Regions from separate parts of the Homo sapiens genome. Here region 1 is linked to region 2. A link is a loop called in an ENCODE intact Hi-C map of the cell type or tissue named here. Cell type or tissue: dorsolateral prefrontal cortex. All regions are shown on one strand. Links, peaks and the distances in the headings refer to the core of each region. The heading gives the core; the rest is flanking DNA. Region 1 overlaps TSPAN5 (tetraspanin 5). Region 2 overlaps TSPAN5 (tetraspanin 5).

Region 1 (5,389 bases), core at 75-5,074, 85 kb after region 2:
CTTAAGAGCTGGACTCTTCATGTTGTTGGTGTGATACTTTCCAAAGAGCACATAGTTGAAACAAATTAAAGAAGACCTAAGTAAATATAAAGATATCCTGTGTTCACAATTGCAAAACTTCATATTATTAAGGTAACAACACTCATCAAGTTGATCTACAGATTCAGTGTAATCCCTATCAAAATTGTAACCACCTTTTTAGCAAAAATGGACAAGCTGATCCTAAAATTCATATGGAAAAGCAAGGGACCCATAATAGCCAAAACAAATTTGCAAAAGTAAAACAAAGTTGGAGAATTCACACTACCCAGTTCAAAACTTAGTACAAAGCTATATAGTAATCAACATAGTGTGTACTTGAGTAAGATTAGCCATATAGAGAAGTGGAATAAAATTGAAAAATCAAGAAATAAAACCAGGCCAGGTGTGGTAGCTCATGGATGTAATCCCAGCACTTTGAGAGACCAAGGCAGGAGGATGGCTTGAGCCCAGGAGTTCAAGACCAGCCTGAGCAACATAGCAAGTCCTTGTCTCTACAAAAAGTAAAAATAAAAAAATTAGCCAAATGTAATGGCACATGCCTGTGGTCCTAGCTACTCAGCAGGCTGAAGTGGGAGGATTGCTTGAGCCCAGAAGGTTGAAGCTGCAGTGAGTCGTGATTATGCAACTGCACTCTAACCTGGGTGACAGAGCAAGACCTTGTCTCAAAAAAATAAGAAAAAAATATATATGATTAAAAAGAAGAAATAAGGCCGGGTGCAGTGGCTCATGCCTGTAATTCCAGAACTTTGGGAGGCTGAGTCAGGTGGATCACTTGAGCTCAGGAGTTTCAAAACAGCCTGGGCAACATGACAAAACCCTGTCTCTACAAAATATACAAAAGTTAGCTGGGCATGATGGCGCATGCCTGTGGTCCCAGCTACTTGGGGGGCTGAGGAGGGAGGATCACTTGAGCCTGGGAGGTTGCAGTGAGCTGAGATCATGCCATTGCACTCCAGCCTGGGTGACAGAGCAAGATCCTATCTCAAAAAAGAAGATGAAATAAGCTCGTACGTATATGGTCAGTTGATTTTTGACAAGGGAACCAAAACCATTCAATAGGGAAAGAGCAGTCATTTCAACAAATGGTACTGGGAAAACTAGATATGCAAAATAATGAATTTAGACTAACTCACACCATATGTAAAAATTAACTCAAAATAAAGCAAAGACCTAAATATAAGAGCTAATGCTATAGAACTCCAGAAGAAAACATAGGCATAAATATTTGTGACTTTGGATTAAGCAGTGTCTTCTTAGATATGACATCAAAAGCATAAGCAATGAAACAAATGTAAATAAATTGGACTTCAAAATTTAAAACTGTGCTGAAAATGATACCATCAAGACAGTGAAAAGATAACTCCTAGTATCTAGAAAAATAAAGAACTTTAAAAAGTCAACAATAAAAAGACAAACAACTTAAAAATGGGCAGCCAGGCATGGTGACTTGTCCCTGTAATCCCAGCTGCTTGGGAAGCAGAGGCAGGAGCCTGCACTGAGCTATGATCACGCCACTGTACTCCAGCCTGGGCAACAGAGCAAAACCCAGTCCCTTAAATTATTAAAAAACAAACAAACAAACAAAAATACGGGCAGAGGATCTGAACAGACATTTCTCTAAAGATTAAAATTGCTAATAAAGGCCGAGGCGGGTGGATCATGAGGTCAGGAGATCGAGACCATCCTGGCTAACAAGGTGAAACCCCGTCTCTACTAAAAATACAAAAAATTAGCCGGGCGCGGTGGCGGGCGCCTGTAGTCCCAGCTACTCGGGAGGCTGAGGCAGGAGAATGGCGTGAACCCGGGAAGCGGAGCTTGCAGTGAGCCGAGATTGCGCCACTGCAGTCCGCAGTCCGGCCTGGGCGACAGAGCGAGACTCCGTCTCAAAAAAAAAAAAAAAAAATGGCTAATAAGCACATGAAAAGATGCCAACGTCAGTAGTCATTAAGGAAATGCAATTCAAAGCCACATATTTCATACTCGTTAAAGCGGTTAGAATAAAAAAGACAGACAATAACAAGTATCGGCAAGGATGTGGAGAAAACGAAACCCTCATATGTTGCTAATGGAAATGAAAATGTTGCAACCTCTTTGGGAAACAATTTAGCAGTTTCTCAAAAGTTAAATATAGTGCTACCATATGAGTCAGCAATTCTACTCCTAGAGGAGTACCCAAAAGAATTGAGAAAGTGTTTACCCAAAAACTTGTATGCTCATGTTCATAGCAGAATTATTCATAATTGCCAAAATGTGAGAGCAATGCAAATACACATCAACTGAGGAGTAGATAAACAAAATGGGGCATATCCATGCCATGGAATATCATTCAACCATCAAAAGGAATAAATTAATAGCACATGTATATGAACCTTGAAAATATTTTGCTACATGAAAAAGACAGCCACAAAAGCCCCATATTATATGATTCCCTTGATATGAAATGTCCAGAAGAGGCAAATCCACAGAGGCAGGAAGTAGATTAGTGGTTGCTAGGTCTGTAGGGATGGTGGGATGGGAATGACTGCTCACAGGTACAGGGTTTCTTTTTGGGGTAATGAAATGTTCTGTGATTAGATAGTGGTGATAGTTGCATAGCTTTGTGAATATACTAAAAGCCCCTGAATTATACACATTTCAAGGATGCTTTTTACCACATATGAATTACATCTTAAATTTCAAAAATCAATGATTTAAAAAAATGGGACACAGTGGCCAGGGAAACAAGTTACAAGTGTCACTGTTTCACTCACATTTTCTTCCTTTCTCAGATATTTGGGATATGCCTGGCCCAGAATTTGGTTAGCGATATCGAAGCTGTCAGGGCGAGCTGGTAGACCCCCTGCAACCGCTGCTGCAAGACACTGGACAGACCCAGCTTTCGGGACCCTCCCGCGTGCCGAACTGATCTTCGAGCTGCATGGACCTAATCACAGATGCAGCCTGCAGTCTCGCCTAATGGAGCTGCCATTAGGGGAGTGTAAAACTGGGAAATGCTGCTCACTGACAGAATTAAAAAAAAAAATAACCAGTATGAAAGTCGTTGCGCCGTGAATCTCTACTGTAGCCATGAATTTATGGACAGTTAGATGCTTACCAAAAAAGAAAAAAAGGGAGGGTAGGGGACCCAGATGTACTTGAATGTGCAGAAAATACATTCTTGTCCTCATCTTCCGTAATTGGAGGGCTGGGAGAGGCAGCTTTGCTCTTCACCACACCTTGGACGGACCACCTTCTTTCTGTTCCATGGCCTGAAGGAGTGCATCTCCTCAAAGACTCAGCCCCTCACCTGGGAGGGCAGTGGTTTGTGGGCATCCCTCCATGTACATTTTAGGAAACACTTGCAACTCTCATCTGAAGAAGAAAACAACTCATCTTTGGGTTCAGATTTTGTGATGGTATTCAGCAAGTCACTTGGGCGAGCACACTTGGTCTATCCTGGAAAGTCTCCTTATAAGAGAAGTTGTGTATTTCATGTGCACCGAGCAAGGGCATTGGAAGACGTCATGAGGCTGTATTTTAGCAGGACTGATCGTTTTTCTAAGTAGACCTGAGCTTTGTTTATCAGTGAAATTCAAGGAGAAAATGAGGTTAATGAAGAGGTATCAGTTAAATATCCCCTTCTTCTCACCCTGCCAAAATTAGCAGTTGGATTTTTGGAAACTCTGGAATATTCTGGGTCATTTTGTTTTGTATGTTTGTTGTTTTTCGTCTTCCAAAGGTGAAAGCTATGATACAGTTCCACTTAAATTTTAGTGTTTTCTTACTCAGCTCAAGCATTAATTTTTGATTAAGTCTTAATCTGCATGACCTGTGAATCTGAATCCATCATCTCCCTTTCCTGCCAGCTTTTCTACAAACATTGAAATATGTTATTTGGTCAGCACTTATTTCCTAGGTTCACAGCCTTGGGAGGTTGTGGCATGTCCTCCCAGTCTGGCTGGGAAGAGACCAGCTGTACCATCCAAATGCTTCCCTGGTCTTGATGATCTCTTCCAGAGTCGATCTGAGTGGCCTTTTCTGCACCCTCCCCTTCTTTCTCTTTGAATGGAATTAAACCCAATTTGGAAACAACATTGACCCAGTCAAAAGCTTCTAATGGTTTCTTTTTCTTCCTCCAGTTTTAGTTTGCTTTTATTAAAAAAAGAAAATAGTGCATGGCCATAGCTCCTTCAGTTCTCTTATTGCAGACTAACCATCAGGATGGTATCAAAGCACAAATACTTTGGAGGGGAATGCGTTGAACTGGGGCAAGTACTCTGTAACACAAAGTGGGAAACCACTTCCTGGTGCTGCCGCTCCTGCCCCCACTTTAGGTGGGAGGGACGAGTTTTGCCCTCTAGATTTTAATCCAGCTGGTGTCCACCGGATGTTGCCCTCCTGGGGAGCAGATATCAGTCTGTGGAACTCTGGGAAAACCACAGGCACATTTTTCGGTGCGGACAGATTTGCCAGCACATAACTGGGCAGCCAGCTAGAATACTTTGTGGAAATTAAGCGAGGTTTTCCATTTCAGCCCCATGGTGCATGGTGGTGGCCGATGAATGTGTCAGTCTGCTCAGAGAAAGGACAAAAAGGAAATTATTTTCAAAACTGTGTTCACTGTTTGGGTGTGTGTATGGCTCTGCATGTGTGTGTTTTTGTCTCTGTATAGGTAGAGGTATTCACATCTTACTCCGACTGTAAGGTTGTCTTACTTCATCTCTGCCCCCACCACAGTTGCCATTTTGTAATGTCCTTCCAACATGGAGAAGACACGAGCTCTCTCCAGTTGGCATCATTTGTCTTTTTTGTTGATTGCCTCATTCTCCAGTGAACTCCATCTGGCCAATTGATTCAGAATCAGGCAAGATCCCTGCCCTTTGGCACATCCACTGAAAGGCCAAACAGCAAGTCCGAGTGAGTTTTAAATATTAATTAATCACCCTTTATTTTTTACACTTGAGAGTGATTGTAATAAAGGCTGTCATTAATAAACTTGGTTCTACCTTACATGGTGTGTCTTTCTTCATTACTTCTTTCTTGAAATTGTGAAATTTTCGAATCCAGTGGTTCTCAAACTTTAGCAGGTGTCAGAATCACTGGGAGGACTTGTTAAAACACATGAATGCATTTGCTCCGTGCCCATAATTTCTAACTTAGTAGGTCTGGGGTGGGGCTGGAGAATTTGTATTCTGATAAGATCGTAGGTGATGCTGTTTGCGGCTTGTTTGGGGACTACACTTTGAGAAGCATTGTTCTGATCCAGTTTTCTAGGAGGGGAAACAGAAAGGTAAGATTTTGTAGTTGGGAAGGGAAAGGTTCCTTTGTACTTAAAAATGCTGACTGACAAGACACAGAGGCCAGAGCC
Region 2 (5,389 bases), core at 254-5,253:
GGAATGTAAGTGTCATGATGGCACAGCATTTGTTTTGCTCATTGTTCTATCTACAGAATCTAGAAGAGTGCCTGGCACTTGTCTTCAAGGATTATCCACATCCTGAAGGCAGAGCTTTGTTGTTCACATTTCAGTGAATATTTGCTGAGCGGAGCCTCATGCTAGACAGGCCTTGGAGGCACGTCCTAAACAAGGAAAACACGCCCCCTGCCTCCCTCAATTGAAGATATTAGTCTCTTCAATCTCATTCAATTTTATTTCTCTGTGCTTAGCATTTAGAAGCAATTAAATATGTTTGTGGAATGAACAAACTAATTAACAGCATATTTAGAAAATCTCCCTGTAGTAAATATATTAAAGTTTTAGAAAATCATGATAATCTAAGTGAAATATTTTACAGATTATGGGGAAAACATGAGGGATGAAAATTTACCCTGCTCTGCTTTAGCTTTTGAAAAAGTCTGCTTATGAGCCACTCTCTTCATTGCTAATAATAACACCAGTGGGGGAAACTTGAAGAAAGAGGTATTTGTCACCAAATGGTAAGTTAGCAGCTTGTCTTGTTATCTGGGTTGGAACACAAAGTCATTAAGTGGCATTTGGACTAAATCTGATTGGAATTTAGAATCTACTTGGAGACAAACAAAATATACTTCTGCTTAGAAAAATTACATTTTCCACTTTAAGATGTTGTGGATTAGAAAATGATAAGAATTAATTTTAAGAGAACGCCTGTTTTTTGAAAGGATTGGTTATATGTTGGTGGAAATTCTTCAGGGAAGTGACATCTCTGGAGGGGGAAACACAAAAACAGCTCAATACAGTCAGTCAATTTATTCTACACTTAAGGAAAAAATAACTAAGTCTGCTTGCTGGTTTTCTGTGGGCTGTTAACAGCTGGTTGACTCAAATTTCTGCTTTCTACCAATTGTGAAAATTAAGCTTTAATTTAGAGGAGCACCTGGATGTTGAGACTCTGTCTGAAGATACAGGGGCTAAAAATGTTCAGATTCTGTCTGAAGATACAGGGGCTATGGCTTGTCTATGGTTACAGTTTTTGCAAATGCAGAAAAGCTTTTCGAGCCTACTTATGTTATGGAGTATTTCCAATAGTGGTTATTAAAGTAATTCAAGGAAAATCAGTAACTAATGATAATAAAAAAGTTGCCTTAAAATAGTGTTCAAGAAAATAGAGTGTGTATGTCATATTTTAGCACATAGAAAGGCTTAAACCCTCTTGTGAACTCCTACTTAACCATTTCTTTATTATACTCTTCTTACTCAGATTTATAAATTTTCCTTCCTTTCTGCAAAAAGACAGAGATAAATAAAGATACTAACTTTTCCCCGTCATTATATCACCCCATTACCCTGTTATGACAGTAATATTCATGTTGAATATCCGGTCATGTTTAGCCATTTGTATTGTGTTTAAAGTTATTTTTTATGATTTCCAAATTTGAAATACTGGAAAGGAAGATCCCAGCCTGATGGAAATTTTTACCAGAATAGTGATTCCTTTTTGCTGTAGAAAACATGGGAGGGAAATTGTCTTAGTGTCGTTACTGTCTAGTAATACTGTTTGAATTCTTGAAAGGCTTGTTTCCCACGGTGTTTTACTGCATTATATTCATGGAAGGGAACATGCAAGCCAGAGACAGTACAGGTTTTAGGCAAAGAGGCATGGGTTAGGATTCTGCTCTGCCACTCTGAAGGGAGTTATTTCTTCTGGCTTATTCTGTGTCTTTGTTATTTAAGTGAGGGCATTTACAGGACCTACATCATAGAGTGCTGGGAGATTAAACAAGAAGACATTCACAGGTTATGCCCTGCTGCTAAAGAAAAGGAATTACCATTTTCAATTTGTTGTCTAAAGACCATCTGAAAATCTTGCTGTCCCTCAGTTAGACTCTGGCCTATCCACAGTAGGTCAGCTTGCCCACATGGGTTTCAAGCAACTCCACTCTGCTCTGAGGCTCGCTAAGGGTGAACAGGTGATCATGAATGTGGAAGGCTGAAGAAGAAACTGGAAAAAGCTGAAACTGAATATCAGCATTTAGAAACTGCATTTGGAGTGCTGAGATAATAGAAAGCTTTCAAGGCACTTTGGAACTCTACATATGTTAATCAAGAGCCTCAAAAGCAGCCCATCGATTGGCAAACCAATCTCTTCAAGTGCCACCACATTAAAGTCCCTGGGGAAGCTGTGGATATTAGCTAGCAGCGGTGCACAAGCCGTTTACCCTCCCTTCGCTGCAACTTTAAAAACTTTTTGCCTAATAATCTCTGTTCTAAATTCAGTATGGATTTACTTAGCCAGCAGATTGAGATCCAGGGGGACAGTGTGAGACTTGGAAGAGTTTTATATTTACAGGAAAGTTGCAAAGATAGTACAGTTTCCATTTACTGTGCACCCATTTTCCCCTGTTACTAACACCTTATGTTAGAAATGCTTGTTCCCTGGTGCTGCAGAGAAATAAATGTATGAGCATTCGAACATACATTTAATAAAAATGGCCTTGCTAAGATGATTAAATTTATGTTCGAGTGCTGTTTCTTTGCGTCACCGGGGAACAAGTATTTCTAACACCTTACATGTTAATATACTGCATTTGTTACAACTAATGAGCCAATATTGATATATTATTATTAACTAAAGTTTGTACCTTATTCAGACTTCCTTAGGTTTTACCTAATGTCCTTTTCTGTTCCAGGATCTCACCCTGGGCACTACATTACGTTGTTCATGGTTTCTTAGGCACCTCTTGGCTGTGACAGTTTCGTAGACCTTTTTGTTTTTGATGATCTTGACAGTTTTGAGGAATAGTGTTTAGGTATTTTGTGGAATGTTCCTCAGATTTGTCTGTTGTTTTTCTCATGATTAGACTAGGGGAAGACCCACAGAGGTTAAGTGCCATTTTTGTTGTATCAGGGGTACATCCTGTCAACATGACTTATCACTGATGTGATCATGTCAACATAATCTTGATCACGTGGCCGATGCAATCCGCTGCCAGATTTCTCCACTGTAAAGTGACTCGGCCCACCTCCTTTGGAAGGAGGCCACTACGTACAGCCCTTGCATAAGGAATGGGGAATTTTGCCCTTCCCAGTTGTGGGCAGAATATTTACATAAATTATTTGGAATTCTCAGTTGTATTTCTAAGTGTGTGATTTTAAAAACTACTTGGATGTTAAAATGGTTACTGTTGTATTCATTATTGAGTGAATACTTACAAATGTGGTCTGATGAACATTTTATTCTACCTAAGGGAAAAAAACAGCTTCCCAAATTGCAGCCACCCTGCCTAGTTCAGAGACTGTAGAATTTGTATTCCTCCCCGAGTGTGTTCTTAGTAGCACGCCAGAAGTGCCAGATGCTACCCTCTCTTTTTCTGTGTCATGATTTAATACCATTTGTGCATTTTCTTCTGCTTCAGTTGATTTAGTGTCATTTTTGGAGACCACAGACCTATTTGTATTTTATATGTTACTATACAGTGTGTATTCTGTTTAGAAAAATAAAAACGCTAGTATGATAAAATGTACTATTTTATTATCTTTATTTTTAAAGTGTTACTATCAAAGACATCCTTTGGTGTCTCATAATTGGCTTTGACTTTGTTGCTCTCAATAAGAGTATATGATTCCAGATTTTCTGTTTAGTCAATGTTTAAACTACTTCATGTTTAACATTTATGCACATTATAATACAATGTGGTAATAAGGGTCATTTGGCTTCTTGGCTCTTTCAAAATATTGGTATAATTTTTAACAAATTTATTTTGAAATAATCATTTCACTTTTTGATGAGTATAAACTTGGTGAGAATTAGAAACTTCTTCAAAATATAGAAGTCTATTTTCCTTATCTTTGGCAAAGAATGATAATAATTGGACTTCAAAAGACCCAGCCCAGTAGTCCCCACTGCTAAAAATGAATAATGGCCTATCTCAATCCACAGAAGGAAAATAAAATGGGCTAATAGAAACTTTTTCAGTTTCATGTTTTTCTCCTGTCAACATTTCATAAGTGTTTGGCATTTGCTACCACATCTCTTTTGGTGAGTATTAGTGAAAATGAATGAATAAGTAGTAAAAGAATGTTAACAGAAAAATTTGGACACAACCAGTTAGTTTAATAACTCTATTATTTTATTGAGAACACGCAAGTTTAGGGTATGGTGTTTTTTTATTCTTTCTTAGGGTTGAAATAATCTCCCCTGCCAGGTACGTATAAGCTATGGTTTTAGATGGCATTCATATACTGCCATTTCTGCCAGAAAAATTATTCCTCGTTCATAAAAAGAAGCAAAGTATCTCAGTGTTTCATATTTTTCCTCAATAGGCAGCTCTGCTTCCCAGTGCTTTATCATCAGAGCAAGTTTGAAACCCACCACGTGGGTGAATGAGATGCAGTTAGGGAGTCTCTGGGAGCTTCCTGAGACAGGAAAGCATGGGTCATCCTAAAGTTGTATAACAATCATCTGTGTATCCTTCTACAGGAAGGATGGAATTGACTTTTCCACCCACAGATTTGGCATAAAATGTCTCTGCATCTGGGGCCAAGACAGTGTGTAAGGATTGTGAAGTCCCAGTGGTTTGGGTAGTAGGTGAAGATGCCAGTTCAGTGCTGAAGAGCCATTCCTACCTGTGTGTGTGTGTGTGTGTGTGTGGGGGTGCTGTGTGTGTGGGGGTGTGTGCTGTGCACGTGTGTGTGTGCGCACGCACGTGTGTGTGCGCGCGCGTGTGTGGAGTGATTTTTCAGTCTTTTTGCAGGGAGGAGAAAAGAATGAATTAGTAGCTTTGCTTTTGCTAAGGATATCCTAACAGTGTGGTGGATCCTTTTTGTTTAACAGGGTAGGTCAGATTACTGAGGAGCTGTTGGTTTATTGTTTTGTCATTAGTGCCATGAAGCTGCTACCGCTGGTTGTGGGTAAAGCAAGGCACATGAAAGCAGTCTGAAAATTTGTATTCAAGCTAATTTTTAATTTTTAACTACTTGTTTACTTATTTCTATATTTACCCTTTTAGCATAATACCTGAAAACTTAAGGGGTTGGGAAATATCATTCATACAGCCAATTTTTTTTAATACCTTCTGTATTCAAGGCACTGTGCTGGGGAAACACAAGTGGATAAGATGGACATGGTCTCCATTCTCATGATGCATACAGCCTACTAGGGGAGACAGCTGAAAAACAACTACAGATATAATTAGAAGGAATAATTTCAGGAAGTGTGGTTAGTAATATGAGGGGGGAATAAATTCGCAAAGGTGGCCAGAAAAGACTTTACTGAGTTATCATCTCAAACAAACCCTTAGGGTAGGAGTACCCTGTCTTTATAAAGGAGAGAAGAAAGAGATGCAATTAGCAGGATGATTGACGT

The links. Hi-C counts contacts between places; a loop is a spot of excess contacts. Peaks named below come from ENCODE experiments on the same cell type or tissue, not always from the same donor. Only the 100,000 strongest peaks of a DNase experiment are listed, where the experiment ranks them.
Region 1: it touches region 2 in a loop (4-fold over the local background); 8 of 110 quality-filtered maps call a loop at or near these places.

The regions. Positions count from the first base shown.
Region 1 is chr4:98,470,009-98,475,397 of GRCh38, reverse strand. It overlaps TSPAN5 (tetraspanin 5), which reads left to right. Exons shown (of 8, transcript NM_005723.4): 8 at 2,811-5,031. The coding sequence ends at 2,876. Among named protein-coding and RNA genes, the nearest start is that of TSPAN5, 190 kb to the left of the region's middle. In dorsolateral prefrontal cortex, for the core only: no CTCF peak of the experiment used is centred there; no DNase peak of the experiment used is centred there; H3K27ac peaks cover 904 bases.
Region 2 is chr4:98,555,328-98,560,716 of GRCh38, reverse strand. The region is part of intron 1 of TSPAN5 (tetraspanin 5); the gene reads left to right. Among named protein-coding and RNA genes, the nearest start is that of TSPAN5, 100 kb to the left of the region's middle. In dorsolateral prefrontal cortex, for the core only: no CTCF peak of the experiment used is centred there; no DNase peak of the experiment used is centred there; H3K4me3 peaks cover 432 bases; H3K27ac peaks cover 4,768 bases.